Regions from separate parts of the Mus musculus genome. Here region 2 is linked to region 1. Evidence: chromatin loops called from intact Hi-C (ENCODE). Cell type or tissue: left cerebral cortex. All regions are shown on one strand.

Region 1 (8,000 bases):
ACTTCAGAGGTCAATCTCATCAGCAGGTTTTGTATTTTCATCCTCCTGAGGTTCATTCTGCTGGTTTAGAGACAAGCATACACCCATCTATTAAACACCCTCAGTTAATTCGAGGGCCATGCTGATTGCTCTCTCAATGCTGGTAAGTGTGCCAGGGCCATCAATGCTGTTAGTTAGGCAAGTGTGGTTCATTCCTTGTCTCTGCTCTGCCCAATTTGACATTTAGGTTGGCAGTCTTCTGCTCCATATTCCAATGCACTACCACTCAAGCAGCTGTTTGAGTCATCCAAGATGGTCGTAGATGTAGAGCTGATAGACAAAGAGAGCCTACTGTGGAATTCCATAGGGCAGAGAAGAATGGTCTAGAAGGAGGGAGAGACTTAGCTGAGGTCAGAGAGGAGGAAGCGCCTGGATATACAAGGATGTAGTGCTGCAAAGCATAGTGGGTAGGCACACAATGGAAGATGATGGAGATCTGGACTGTGGGATGTTCTGTGTGTAGCTACCCTCATTGCTTTCAAGAGTGAGTGGTGGTAGTACCCTGAAAGGCAAGTTAGTAAAGATAGCCTCATCTTTGAGCACTATATTCTAAGCAAGTTGCATTCTTTACTTGACTATCACAGAAATTTTATGGGGAGGTATTAGTATAGTCGCTCTGTGAGGTACTTCAAGAGTTTTGGACTATGGGTAAACTGGGCCCAACTTCCAACTCCACAATAGTGACAACTTACCCTTTAAGGGGAAATTCTGAATTTTTTTGTGACGCTACCGCCATTTGGGTGGCTAACTCAGGCTTATCTGAGAACACTGAGTTCATAAAACTAGGAGGTTAATGAGGAGTTTATCAGTAAGAATTCCCTTGGGCTGCTTTGATTTGTCTTCCATTGCCTTACGCCTGGAGAACCACTGAGGACGACGCTTGAGGCCTTGGCTCCTGTTTTAGGGGTTCTCTGCTGCCAGCTGCCAGCAGTCAGCATGGTGCCTGACTTCTTTCCTCTTAAGCGATTAGAAGAAAGTCCCTCTCTTGCAACACTTGCCTGACATACACAGGCAAACCGTCAGCAGAGTGGCTGTGGCAACTTGGATTTCCTGGAAATAGCCCTTTCATACTTGGAGACATGTTTAAATAATAAAACTAGGCTGACATCCCTGGTTTATGGGTGAAGGAGCTATTTATAGATAAGCAAAAAAAAAAAATCCCCAATGTGATAAGTTACATTATTGTACAAGGACAATGGAAAATTCTTCAGAAGGCAGATAACATAAAAGGATTTTAAAATTAACTTTGTCATGTTTTATGCATCAAGATCTTAAGTAGGCTGTTTGAAATGAAGGCCGTATAATTTGATTCCTTCTACTCCTAAAAAAAAAAAAAAAGTAAAAGAAAAAGAAAAAAAAAACCTAAAACAGAATTTTAATAATCACCCAGGTCCACACATTGTCCTACTGGTATTTCTTGCTTGACAACCTACTCAGTTTGCTCAATAGTATCTTATAAAATTTAAGCCCTCCAGCTTGGTCTCATAGTCTCCAGGTCACTTAGTCTGTGTCAATCCTCAGGTAAGCATCTCAGAGCTGGCTTCAGCTCGGAAGTCTGTGGTGCCCATGGTTGCTTTTCTTTGCCTATGCTTACCACTGCTTTCCTATGCCCTTGCCTTTGTGCCTCTGGACCCCTCATTAGCTAATTTTTATTGAGTCTTTATTTGAATATACACCCCAGTATCTCATGAACTGGTTCAAAGACACCTCTGGTGACCCAAACCTATGATGACTTCTCTTCTTCCAATCTCCTTCATACCTGTGATTCTTAAATTTGAGACAAAAACTAGCAGAGAAAACAAGATTACCAAAAAGTTACACACCTGTGATATCAATACTCAGGATGCTGAGACAGGAGGATGGTGAGGCCAACCTAGGTTACATAATGAATTTCAGGCCAACCTGTACTACATAGTGAGACCTTGCCTAAAAAAAAAGAAATGTGTCTTAATAATATTTTCAAGAGAACATGGCCCATAGAATCAACTAAGTAGAACTCATAAAGGCTTGCAGAGACTGAAATAGCAATCATGGAGCCTGCATGGATTTGTGCTAGGTCCTCTGCAAATATCTTAGCTTGGTGGTTTTGTAAGACTCTTCACAGTAGAAACGGGTACAGCTCCGGCTCCTTTGCCTGCTCTTGGGGCCCCTTTCCTCTTACTGGGTTGCCTTGAGAAGCTTTAACATTAAAGTTTGTGCCTAGTTTTACTGCACCTTGTTAGTGCCATATTCAGTTGATAACCCTGGCAGGCCTGCTCTCTTTTAGAAGGAAAATAGAAAAGGAGGAGTGGACCTGGGGGGAGAAGGGAGGAGGTGGTGGGAGGGGGGCTTGGGAAGAGTAGAGGAAGGGGAAACTGAAGTTGGGATGTATTGTATGAGAGAAGAATTTAAAAAAGGAAAGAAAAAGATAATATTTAAAGCCTGTGAGAGGAGGGTAACATATCATCTGCCCAAAATGTGCGGCTCATTGCTTGGCACGGGTTGCAGTTTGCGGCTCCGGTCTTGGATTGCAGAACACTTGAGAGTTACTTTCGTCATTTGTCTTGTTGCTCCTAGTAATGGATAAGTAGACACCAGAAAGAAGAAGGAAGCCAAAAGTTATGAAGGAAGAAAGAAGATGGAAGGACAGGGAGAGAAAGGAAGGGAGGGAGGAAGAGAGGGAGAAAGGAGAGGAAGAGAGGAAGAGAGGAAGAGGGGGGGATTGAAAGAAAAAAAGGGAAAGAATGTGCAGTAATGAAGTAATCATCAAGGTTATCATTAGAGCAGATCTTAATGGACATTTATTGACCTCCCCTTATTTTATAAGACCACAGCGGCTCGGAGACACAGAGTTAGGGTGACTAATTTAAAGTCACATGGCCTGTTAATGGAAGGCTAGAGCTAATGGGCCTGTTAATTTCCATTATGGTGTCAGTTAGCTTTCTTTCTTTTCTCATCCATCTTGATGTAGTACATGCACATATGTGTGTGAATTTGTTAGCGCTTTTGTGCGCATACGTGTGCCCACTCCTGGATGTGCCTGTCTCTCTGCATGTTTACAGGTACACATAGACTGCTGTTCATAGGTTGATTGGGAAGTCTGTAAAGAAAGCCCATAGACACAGTCTTATGGCTCTCACATTGATGGACACAGGGTGAATTTAAGTCGTGAGACTGGCGAACATATGGTTAATTGGAGGAGAGAGTTTGGCAGTGCGGATACATTTAGAAACCTTGTCCTCGGTAATAGTTAATCAAAACCTGGTGCGTACACATGTCAGAAGCCATTCTGCGAGCTAGGAAACTGGACTGCGGAGAACCATCTCCTCCCCCAAAGTTTATAGAGAATGAAGCTTTTATTGCATTTCAATTAGTTAGCAAATGTGAGCCACCAGCCCCTGCCTTTCCAAGTCTCCCGGAGATGGGGGTTGAGGGGAGGTCCAGGTGGACCATGTGCCCTTGCAGAGTCTGCTTTGCTGCCCTCCCGGTGCATGGATTGATAGGCAGCTGTTCTCCAGATGCGGTTCACCCCAGCAGCTGCTGCATCTCAGCAGGGGCCCTTCCATCAACGTGACAACCTGCTGAGGGTTTTGGATCACCTCCAGATGTGAGGCATGTTGAGGCTATAAAACAAAATCATTAGCATTATCTCCGTTCTTGGCTGAGAGTCTCAGCTGTGAATGTTTCTTGTACAGATTTAGGGTTTTAATTATTCTCATTTTTCTTCCTGGGTAGCTTCCTTTAGACAGCATGGGATCTTCCCTCGGAGCTGGTTTTCCTAAAAAGAAAGAAAGAAGAGCTGTTAGTAATGTTCCCCAGTGAAAGCAGACTGCGGAGGCTAAGATTAGAGTGCAGCCTCACCCCAGCTGCAGCAAGATGCATGTTTGTGAGCTGAACAGAACGGCCCATGCTGGCTTGTGCTGAATCACAGGCTTGCTCTTGCTGAATTCACTTGAAACCATTTTCTTCCTATTCCTTTCTATCTTCCCTTGCACTGTGAACTCAGTTCTTATCTATTGTAACTTCTAGGAAGGATCAGGTTATGTCATCCTTCCTGGGACCTGCACTTTATTCAAGAAGGATGGTTTAGTTTTTAGATGGTTACTAGACGCTAACAATGCTAATATTTCTTTACCAGAAAAAAAATGACAAAGGGCTTCATCTTGAAGGTGCAGAACATCGGCCAGATGGAGCTTGAGGGTCTGTGAAAATAATAAGCAAAAATAGATAACAATAACCTTGAGTGACCTTGTCTGTGTAGATTATCCTTCCTCCCCTTCTCCCGCCTCGGTCTTGCAAATCCAGTTTCTCAGTGCACAGCTTCAGCACCACACTGAGTTTCCATGGTAGAATTGGAAATTCTCCCCAAGCTACATGCTTGTTTTCATAGTTTACAGCATCAGCAGACAGCATCCCATGCCAGGAGCTGCTGAGAGGCATTTGCTCACACAGGGAGCCCAAGAATTGGCCAGAGAAGAAGTCTTGTGCATACTCTCATCTGTACTTCCTCTGCATGCCTTGAATTTGACATTTAGAATGTTCCTGTTACCTTCTCAGCTTGTAGAATCCTGTTCAAGGAGGTCTGCTGGGGATCTTGAGAAGCAGGTTAGAAGTGGTAAGTCCCTCTTCAGTAAGTTCCAGTTTTGTGAAGAAAGTTGCCAAATCTGGATAGAATGATCTTCACGTCAAAAATGGCTTCTTTATGCAACCACATGAAATAGTAGGTGCAGTAAGATCCTATTTAAAACATGCAAGCACAAATGGTCTACTGCCTTATCATCTATCTATCTATCTATCTATCTATCTATCTATCTATCTACATCTTCTACCTATATCTACTTATCTATCTATGGATGATTTATTGTAAGGGTTCATGATTCTCTAAAGCATGATACCCTGGACTCAAATAGTATGTATGCATAAAGAGTGTTTTATTCTGCAGAAATCCAGCATGCTGGTGTCTCTCATTACCAAGACAGAGAGACCTCGAAGTCAGCTTGAAGGCTGGATTTAAAGCACATTAGGGGAATTCTGGGGTAGATGGGCTTTGTCTTACTCTATCCCTAGGCATTCCAGGACCATTACCAGGGTGTGAAGGCTAGAAACCATTGCCAAGGAATCCCGTTTGTTTGTTTGTTTGTTTGTTTGTTTCTTGTAACTGACTTGCCTGGGCTTCCCCAGTTCTTAGGTCTAATCTCCTAAACTGCTAATTTGAAGACTGTCATGGAGTCAGCCTCACCTTCTCACTATCATTTACCTATAAATCTATGTGGTAGTCAAACCAATTTAAACGTATCCCCATCTAGTCTACAAATAAATGAGACTCACACTGTGCTTATTTTATTTGGCTTTGACAGTTACTGGGAGCAACCCCTAATTTGCTTTTCTAACTGCTGGCCTGGCTATTTCCGCAGCAGAGTACCCCAAATATTTGCTTTTTCTCCTGGCCATGTACTCCTGGCCATCTCCTCTCATAGAGCCTTTTTCCTTCTTCCTCCACTCTCCTCCCTCTGGTCTGTTCTCAGACCCCAAATCGGAACTGAAGCCCCGCCTACCTCTCTTCTGTTCAGCTACAGACTGTAGACATCTTTATTCAACCACTAATTTTAAATTAAGGGGCAAGGAATTCACAACCAAAGTTGGCATATGTGAGAATCCACTTGTCTTGAGGCAACTGGACCTTAGGTTACAGAATTTAGCATTACAATACATAGCAACAGACAAAACATCAATACTATATACGATCTATCTATCTATCTATCTATCTATCTATCTATCTATCTATCTATCTATCTATCTACCTACCCATTGTCAACCACCAGTCATTTATCTGTATCTATTTATTATCAATCATTTTCTTTCTATTATCAAAATACTTGTCTTTTATCTAGCTATCATCTTTCTTCTATTTATCACCACATTTCTATCTTCTATCATCCATCAATGATCTCTCTGTTTATTTATCCATCATCAACCAAAATAGACTGGAAAGATTTTAAGACACAAAGCTGACTGATTTTGATTGTGTGATAGGAATGTGGATAATCTGTATTTTATATTTTTCTTCTTTAATAGATATTAGTTACCTTAATAATCAGGATATCTTTACAGTTGTAAAAAAATCTTTAAAGTATAATAATACTCCCTGAAATATAATTGGACTCAGAAATGATTGGTATCAACAATCTATTTTCTTTAAATGTACTGGATTCTTACTGACTTTGGAAATGGTGATTTATATACCCTGCCGGCTAGCTTAGGCAGAAGCATTCTGGGAACAAAGAGCTCTCATTGCATCAGTGTTGTGGCTGATAGGTTTTTCCTCACACTTGCAATGTGGTATCGCCTTCTTTTGGCTACTTCTTTGGTTAGTGTGGCTTATAAAACTCTGGATTTTCTTAAGATCTTGATCTTTGCTTATGTTGTTGTATGTTAATTATATATCAACAAAAAGAAAAAAAGATGGGGGATGAAGAGATGGCACAGTCGTTAAAAACACTTGCTGCTTTTGGAGAGGACCTGGGTTTTGTTCCCAGCACGCACACTGTGGCTCAAAACTGCCTGTCACTCTAGTTCCAAGGGAATCAGCTGCCCTTTTCTGGCCTCTTCAGGAACTGCACATGTGATGCACATATATACACAAAGGGTCATATTCGTAATAGAATGAAAGAACCAAAAATTTAAAAATTAATGTAAGATGAAATGTATTCTTCATATCTTTGATATATCTGTTAAGATTATTATTTATACACATCAAGTGAACCTGGTAGGGGGAAGATGCCTGATGGTCGAAGAACTGCCCTTCAGTGATGTTAGTAAAAGCAGTCTCTCTTCTCTTGAAGCAGAAGTCCTAGAAAGGCCTCTATTTAGGGGAGCCATAGAAGCACAGCCCTCATATACAAACATGTTATGATGGCCCCTCCTGTTTGTCATATCACAGGTCAGCCTGCTCAGATGTGAAAAGCTCCCATGTGTGATCCTTGGCATGGTCTGCCTCATATTGAACCATAGTCAATAGATGAAAAGATGGGTGCACAGTGCAAAATAGGCTATGATAGGATGCCAGGTGAGCTGCCCGTATCATAAGCAATAGCAGGACTCAGGGCTGGAAAAAAAAAGGAGCTGAAAAGGACAGTGTTCCTCAGAGGGGTTGCTTATGAGCTCAGAGGTGTGCCAAACCCTGAGGTGATGAGTGTGCTGATGAGAGGGATCCCACATACATTAGTTTCTCTAGTAGAACATTGAACACATCCTGGGAAGTTCATTTCATGACTTTTCTGATTTTTCTGCTTTTAGTAGAAACTCAATTATTGACCTTGTCTTTGTTATCTCGCACTGGAAAGAGACGAGTTTGGATTTCAGTTCCATAGCTTCATGTGCTGTACGTATCAAAGCCATACATGATGCCTTCTTAGACTAGCAATAGTAGCTGTGCAGACAGAAAGGACTCAGAAACTTCTGTGAATTGCAGATGAACTGAATGTACAATACACAGTAAAGAAAGAAGATGATAGTGGTCAGAGTTTTAGACTAGCTGGTGGAGGGATGAAATTCCCATCAATTTAATATAAGAAAATCATCAAGTTCAAGATGTTTTAGAATAGATGGTCTGAAGGTTTGATTTTCAAATAATGTTACAGACACACCAGTCTGAAATCTAGAAGACATATTTGGGAAGGAGATGGAAATTCAAGTCGTTAACAAAGAGAGAGACTTTAGAATAACAGGAATTGATGAAGAGGCAAGCTCCAAGACCTGAGCCATGGACCTGGGGAGTTCATATTCTCAGAAGCTGGCTTAATAACCTATGTCTCTTGCACCCACCTCCAGCCAGGACTGGGTCCAGTGAATTACATTCACAGACCTTAGCCGACATTAGTGCAATCTTCCAGGCCCTCGTGGGCTTCTCCTGTGGATGGCTGACATCTCAGAGATGGATGGAATAGTAATGATGTTTTGGTGAGAATAGAAGAGTTCACCAA
Region 2 (8,000 bases), 94 kb before region 1:
GACAGAGAAACTCACCCAGGAAAACTGCAAACCATCTCTCTGCTAGCTGTGTAGGAAGATTGTTATAACACCAGAGGGAAAGATTGCTACTCTGGTTATGGTGGCCAACCCCCACCCTACCCCCCCCCCCATGCTGTGAAGAAGAGGACCCTCGGGTACCTGTTGGAGAAGTGATTGGGCAGCTGTATGACTTCAGTGATGGCTTCCGGGTTGCGCTTGGCGATGCTGCAAACGTTAAGCTTGCTGTAGCAGTCCTCCTGCACCTCGGCGATCATCCTCTGGAAAGTCGAACACCTCCGAATGGCAAGGAATACCTTGGAGGTGATCCCATTGGCGATGCACTTTAAGCTCTCTTTGACAAATGCTTTTCCCTGCCAGGGATAAGAAGATAAGCATGAGTTTGACCTTCTAAAAGAGGTCTGGGTCTATGACACAGGAGTCTTTCAAGGGGACACAGCATGGCTGAGAATCAAAAGAGAAAAATCTCTTCTCTCTTGGACTATCTTGAACACTCAGCTCCACGGACAGGAAACGAGATAGGAGAGAGACATCATCAACTCCTCCCAGATGTGAAGATGGTCAGAATCAGTTTTATGTTCTTGGGGTTAAGACTGGTAACTGGGAATTTCAGATAGCATGCCAGGTCACTCAGAGGAGGACATTTTTATTTCCTCTCAAAGCAAAAATGCTTTTCTGCTAATCATCCCTCATATTATAAGCCAGCCTCTGCCAACCCTTTATTCCTGGTCTAAACTTGGTGTGCATATGCCCCCAACCTGTGTTGGTGTATCTGTGCGCATACACACACGCATGCGTTCTGGAGCATGTTTGCAAGCCTGGGATGAGCCTGGTTAGAAGGCTGGGGAGCAAGGTTGGCTTTTGGGGCTCTTAAGAAGAGTAACAAGCACTCTGTTAAAAAGACAAGCAGCCAGTGGGAGCTAAAGGCAAGGTCCAGTTACCTGAGTGTCAAATTTAGCAGCACTGTACAAGAAGGATTTACAAATGTCGTACATCCCATCTGTGTCACATGTGGAGTTTTCCAGGCATGCAAAAGCCCCGCAGCCAACCTGCAGGGCACTGTTGAGGCAGCGAACCACTTCAGCTGGAAGAGACAAGCAGAACCAGTCTGGGTCAAGCCAAGGGGGCTCTGGTAGAATCCAGTAGGTGTAAAAGTCTAATACCAAGGGCACATGATCTTAACTTACCCTCGGAATTTGATTTGGGATTCCATTAAATACAACAATTGGAAGAAAATTGGGGTGAGAAAGAGGTTGGGGGAAGGACGTTTTTCCTTCTGAGACTCATGATAGGGGTAGTGTCTTCTCCCTTAGGCACGTGCTCTCTCTGGGTCTCACCCTTCTATGCATTTTGATGGCTAGAGAATTAAGGATAGAGACCTTGTAATGCATAGTGTCTTCTGTTGGTGACAGGAATCAAAGGCTGTCCCTTGGAACTTGAGAGCTTGGGTAGGCTGTAGGCAGTGACTGAAGGTCAGGCTCATGATGGAGTTGGGGGAGGACCAGAGAGAATCTATCTGCCCTCTGAAAAATGCAGTCTAGAGTAAAAAGCATGGTATTTTAACCCAAATGGCAGAGAATAATTTGCTGAGTCCATTTGGAGGGAGACCCTTCCCAAAGAGAGCTTTTAACCCATGAAGGCACTGGCAGACAAGGAATCTGAGCCCTTTGTATCCACCCAGCCCCCCAACCACCGTCCAGCGCTTAGAGGTATGAATAATCTCTCATATTAAAAAGGCTTCTTTTCAAAAAAGGAGAAACACAGGTGTGGAGTGACGGGTTCAAGGCACTCCTTGTGAAAGGCTGGAAGAAAACCGCAAAGAACTTGCACCGGGTTTTCTGCATTCTGGATAAGATCTGCCATAAAAGTAATTTCTCTCCCACAGAAGGAGGGGTGTTCTGGCAGGCAGCTCGGCAAGCAATGATCTGTAGCCTTCATACCGTAGGATTCTCCTCCCAGATCAAAAGCATGGTTTGGTTAGGTTAGGCTTCCCCGCCCCCCCTCCCACCACCCGCAGCCTCTGGGATGTTACAAGTCATTTCCCTAATTATATATTTCCACGGGTTCAAATTATAACTTTGCTTTAAGCAGTTTTAATATGCATTAGGGCTGCTATTGTTTTAGGCAAGCTCGAATTGTGAATCACGGCATCGCTATAGCAACTAAGTACAAAAGGAAGCCAGGCAAAAGGCCTCCTCTGGCAGGGACCTGCGCTCTTCCAAGGGGGAGCATCTGCAGCATTTTGACACCTGCGGGGTCCCATCTCTGTTAACAGTTGGGGAGAGGAGTTTGCGAGGATCTAGAAGTCAAGGGACATAGGGGTCCTAATGCTTCTTTGCCTCCGGAGGCCAGGACCATATACAGTTAACTGGTGCGGGAGTCGGGCGGAAAGTAAGACCTTCCCCATGGAGAAAGAAATGCTTCGTTTTACAAATGCACTTCCTTCTAGGGACCACGGGCTGCATGGGCGATTGAATGGAGCCTCTGAGAGCGAGGAAGGAGACAGGCAGGCTTATAGGGAACGGGGTGTGTAGGTCCTCCCACCCCTTTTCTGAATGCGCCCTGAAAAAAATTTCTTTTTTTCAGACTTGAGGATTATGGTTCCACAAATCAGTGTGAGGAGGGGGCTTGTCTGTGTGCTGTCTGGAGAGGTAGAGAAGTCAAGTTACAAGGTCTTAAAGGAGCAGGGAGAGGCATGGCAGCAGGTAAGCCACTCATTACCTTAACACAAGCTTGTGGAGTAGAGAGAGCCGCTGTGAGGCGTGCCAACATTCAAGCCTTTCCCCGCCCCCTCCCCCCAACAAGAGGGTACGTGCCAGATTTCAGGCAATCAGGCTAGGCTTATGCAATGAAATACCCTCAGCAGAGCGCCCAGCTTCTTCGTTAGTTGCATGCAATTTATTAAACAAAGGAACTCCACTTCCTAAGGCTATAGGATTACACTGGCAGTTCATTATCACCAGGCATGAAGCACATTTATTACTGAGATCAGCCGTCACAGAGACACATGCAAAAGTGAGAGAGGCAAATGAGGACAGATCTTTGGGGGGAGAAACCGGTCCTGGGTTTTCTTGCTTACCTGAATTTTGAGCCGCCACCCGGGATTTTCTGGGGCTCACAGAATCATTTTGTTCCGCCTCGTGCGCTGCAGCTGCACTGATGACCAGCGCCAGAATCACTGCTGAGTTTTGGAGCATTCTCTGAGAAGTTTCCGCTAAGTTGTTGGCTTTTTTTTTTCCTCCCCCCCTTTCCTCTTTCCCTCTCCCGGCTTGAGTGAAGATGTGGATCTGGATATACTGAAAGCTTAGGTGAGGATTTGAGGAAGAATTTGTCTGTGTGTGTGTGTGTGTGTGTGTGTGTGTGTGTGTGTGTGTGTGTGTGTGGCTGGCTGGCTGGCAGGCGGCTGCTGCTGCTGCTGTTGCTGCTGCTGCTGCTTCTTGCACCTCTGGCTTTTGCAAACTGGGGGCCCAAGAGCTGCACCCAGGGATTTTATAGCCGTCTTATCGGTCCTCAGGATCAGGGACCAATCAGATCCTTCAACTGGTCCGTTTAGCCAATAGGCAGGCACGCTTATTCAGCTGGAGCTTTTTGACTTCTTAGAAATATTTTCCAGCAAATTGAAAGTACCTGCTGCCAATGATTTATATGTGTGTGCGTGTGGCTGTGTGCACAGGGATTGTGTGGAAAAGCTATTTTCACACGCTGAAGTGATAACTCTGTATTGATCAAGCCAAAAGGAAAATCACTTGAAAAGCCCTTCAAGGTACTTGTGAAATTCATCTTTAATTTTTTTTTTAAATGAGCCACTAGGAGGAATGCATGTTGGATGCTTGGTAGGGAGATGTGATGCAGATTTGAATTTAATCACACTATAGCAACTCTCTAATTTTAGCAGGCTGTTCTCTGTAAGAGCTCAACATCATTTTTTTTTTTTTTTTTTTTTTGCATTTGCGCGTTCACTTACAGTATGCAGCTATAATTCCTTGCTGAGATCTGTGGACACCCTGAATTCTTACTGCTATGTGAGCCATGGCAGAAGGCTGTATGCCTGTGCATGAGCCCAGTGAACGGAGGTTGGGTAGCTCTAGCTCTCAGCTTTTCCCTCAGCTCTCCTAGGTATTAAATCTATGACCTTGGCCACGTCCTTTCACCTTGCTCTTCCACTTCTCAAATCTTATTCCATACACCTCTAAAATAATATGATTCACCTGAAACATCATGCAGCCCAGGCTGAACTTGATGTCTAGCTGAGGGTGACCTTGAACTCCTGTCCTCCTGCCTCCATCTTTCCACCCTGAAATAACAGACATCTGTCACTGTGTGGTTCTGGGGATTGAGCCCACAGCTTCATGCACACTGGCCCGCGCGCTCTATTAACTGGCTACATCCCTAGTCCTGGATCACCACCAACAGTGTTTTCTTAGTCACCAGAGGCTCTGCCAATCCTAGGAGTGTTGGTTACTGTCTGTGCACACACGCACAACTACTCCTCACACGACACTCCACAGAGGGACATGGCAAATGCCTGGAAATTAATAAACTGTGGATTCAAGCCCGGCAGCATCGTAATCACATTGAAACAATGAGCTGGTCAAAGCAAGACTAAACCTGCTGGGTAAACCAGTTCACTTCTTGGGGGTTGGGGAAGAGGCAGGGGGCGGGACTGGGAAGAAAGGGTAGGGAAAGACCAGAATGTGTAGGAGAGGAGACTGATAAACTGGAGACTTAATGGGAAAATTATAGTGGAATCACAAATCATGCCCAGTAGAGTAGCTCCTATTTTCTTATAAGTGGAGTGTGGGCAACAGGAAGGCTTGTCCTTAAGTTATGAAGGAGGTTAATGATCCTTGAGAGGACTTCTCAGGGTAGGAAGGTGGTCATTAAAGGGTGGGGTGAGGCAAAAGGATTAACAATAAAACATCGAACATTTTTCAGGAGGTAAGTACAAAAGGGTCTCTGGTTGTTCTGTGGACTGGGACAGCATGGGCTTGAAAAGAAACAGAGCCAGTGGCTTCAGGTTCAGTCCTGAAACTTCGCATGAAAACTTAAAAAAAATAATTCTGTTATTACAAATCACATCCAGAATCAGGTCTGTCTTTGAGTGTCTCTCTCTCTCTCTCTCTCTCTCTCTCTCTCTCTCTCTGTGTGTGTGTGTGTGTGTGTGTGTGTGTATGTGTGCAGCAAGTAGGTTTGCTTAAGGTGACTTATAGCTCATTCTTAAAAAAAAAAGATTGTTAGAAAAAGCAGGGATGTTTGCTACGACAAGGCTTGAAAAAATAAAAGACAGAAAATATATTAAAAATTGGAAAATTCCATGTAATTTCATGTTTCAGTTAGTTAATCTCATCTTTTGATTGATTGAATGTATAAACTACTTAATTTGCCCATTGCAGCCTTTGTTCATTAATGGTATTGTCGTTTCTCCAGTACTAATTCGAGTACTGCATGGTATGTCAGGAATTATAAAAGTGAGAGTGTCTAGAAAGCAATCATGATTCTAACCTGGGGCATCTGAAATTTAGTTGGGAAGATGACCAACCTTGGGACACCTTCTACAAGTTCAAAATCTAGAACTTTGCCTGAGAGACAGCTAGAGATTTGAGGGAGGTTTCCTGGAAAGACCTACAAGAAGTGAGCATTTAAATTAGGGGGGTGGGGGAGGGAAGTGATGCCAGCTTGTGTTTCATGAAATTCTTACTCTGGGAATCTCTGAGGTCGATTGTTGATGGTTTTATGCAGGAATAGAGCATATATGGCATTGCAGACTAGATCATGCAGTGTTACCTTTCAAAGAAGGCAGAAGAGCATAGGTGCAAGGTTTACCAGAAGGTCTAGACTTCCATTCCTCAGCAGTCTCTGCTTCCCTAGTCATTGTGCACTGTTCAAGGATCTACACTTGACCTCTGGCTGGTCCACTAGCTTGGAAGGGTGATTGCTTTCCTCTGACAATCCAGTTTCTTTTCCCAGTTCTCTGAAGCTCTTACCAGAACACAATGTCCTATAACTATCAGGAAGTGTGTGTGTGTGTGTGTGTGTGTATGTGCATGTGTGTATGACATTAACTTTTCACTTATTATGCTTATTAACAGCTATATATCCAAAGGTTAGTTGCTAATTGTGCCAAGTGTTTCACGATGAAAGGCAAACAATCGAGGAAATACAATGATGATCAGCCATACTAGTGTGTAAGGGAAGTGCACAGGTGCCTCTGTACTCAAGGATGTCAAGGGAGGAAGTTGATGGCAGACATGAGTACTCAAAGCCAAGTTCCTTCCCAGAAGCCCATAATTTGAGCGCATCTGAACATCTACCATCACTGTGCTGTGTGCTAGACTTTGAGATGGTGGGTCTAGAAACCCTGTGTCGATTGATAGATGAGTTCTTTTGCAACTTTCCCCTGGGGTTTGAGAGAATACAGAAGAATCTGGAGGTTGGTTTTCAGAGTTTGAGTTTTATCTTATAACAGGAGGCATTAGGGCTCTTTAACAGGAAGGTTATGCTTGGGGAAGAGCTTGTCAGCATCCAGGCAGCAGCTTGCAAAAGAAAGGTAGGAGCTTCATAAGCATTTGGGTTGCTGAGATTGCTATGGTGACAGGAAGAAAGGCAGGAGGATTGATATAAGAGGTGCTTTGAATAAATGAATCTTAGGAACCAACCTGAGGATGTTCTTGGAAAAGACCCCTTTTCAAGTTAGGTAAGCCATGTACATCAGACGTTTCCTGACTTATTTTTGGCTAGGAGTTTTTTAATTGCAAGAAATATCTAGCATTTCCATAAGGCAGGCGTTTTCTGGCATTCGGCTAGGGTTGTAGATTACCTAACAAAAGTCTTGACTATACTTTCAGTGGGTGGGGAACCTTCCAAAGCCAAGCTACACAGTTGGAGGTGCCTGTGGGGGCAGTGGATGGGAGGAGAAGGTACCTCTGCTATTGCCCCTAAGCCAAGAAAGTGCTAAGAAGCATGAGAGAGAGTTGCCAACAGCAAGGGCTGGGTGACGATGCCCTGGCTGCACTCGTGGAGGCGCTGGCTTGAGTTCAGGGAGAAGATTAAGCCAAAAATCTCTAAGGCTTTGTTGGCTTTGGCTAGCATTAAGCTAAGCAGGGAACAGCTTTTTGCCTTTTTGGTGAGAGGAGCCCAGGATGATGTGTTTCTTGGTGAATTTTCTGTTAACTGGATTCAAAGCCCGGCAAGGTTGGTCTGACATACTGACCAAGGCTGGATCACTTTTCTCTGGCGATTCTCGGCCTGTGTGTTTTCTACTACATTGTTGATTCATGTTCTCCTAACCTGGAGATAAGATGGGAAAATGGAAGGAGGAAGATGAGGGGAAAATAGTTTTCCTCTTTTTTATTTATTTTTCCTATAAAGATGCAGGGCTTTCATGTAGACCATAAATTCCCAAGTGAATTTGGTTCTTGCATATACTTTAAACTCTACCAAGGATGGGAGCAGCAAGACAAGAAAATACATTAAGATGGCAAACTCATTTTATGTACCTGTTTCTTTACTTGCCACACCCTCTACCCCCGCCCTGTCTGGCTTATGGATGGCTACTATGCACCCAGTTCTGGACAGCAATAATGGAGAATGCAGATTTATTCTGCCTTTTCTGTGCTCCAGGAATCCCAAAGCTGGTTGCTAAGAGATGTATGTTGTAAGTATTTTCTGGAAATGCTATAAGGCAAGTGGATTGGAACACAACATATAGGCTTGGATTTGTTTATCATTTACTGGATGACTCTCTCTTATACACCAGGCATGGATGCAGAGACATGTTAGCTGGGAGAAAAGAGGAGACTGAGACCCAAAGAGAACATACTAGAGAAGAAACATGGCATTCTCTCACTTTGCTGTGGATGAGGAAAGGCTGAGATCTGCTTGTTATAGCAGCAAGGCCACCACAGTGGTAGAGAAAGTATTCGTGCTTGGATCCCTGCCCTTCAAGGTGCAGCGAGTCAAGACAGGGGGAGGAAAAGAGAAAA

What was found. Hi-C counts contacts between places; a loop is a spot of excess contacts. Peaks named below come from ENCODE experiments on the same cell type or tissue, not always from the same donor. Only the 100,000 strongest peaks of a DNase experiment are listed, where the experiment ranks them.
Region 2: it touches region 1 in a loop (6-fold over the local background); 4 of 42 quality-filtered maps call a loop at or near these places.

What each region holds. Positions count from the first base shown.
Region 1 is chr14:68,930,556-68,938,555 of GRCm38, reverse strand. No RefSeq gene overlaps it. Among named protein-coding and RNA genes, the nearest start is that of Stc1, 95 kb to the left of the region's middle. In left cerebral cortex, no CTCF peak of the experiment used is centred here; DNase peaks (open chromatin) are centred at 1,075, 2,568, 3,855 and 4,380; H3K27ac peaks cover 1,727 bases.
Region 2 is chr14:69,024,605-69,032,604 of GRCm38, reverse strand. It overlaps Stc1 (stanniocalcin 1), which reads right to left and starts at 3,316. Exons shown (of 4, transcript NM_009285.3): 1 at 3,098-3,316; 2 at 960-1,102; 3 at 160-371. The coding sequence starts at 3,215. It overlaps Gm41192 (a long non-coding RNA gene), which reads left to right and starts at 2,115. Exons shown (of 4, transcript XR_003951016.1): 1 at 2,115-2,409; 2 at 2,605-2,723. In left cerebral cortex, a CTCF peak has its summit at 3,814; DNase peaks (open chromatin) are centred at 4,483, 6,595, 6,920, 7,705 and 6 more places; H3K4me3 peaks cover 1,927 bases; H3K27ac peaks cover 916 bases.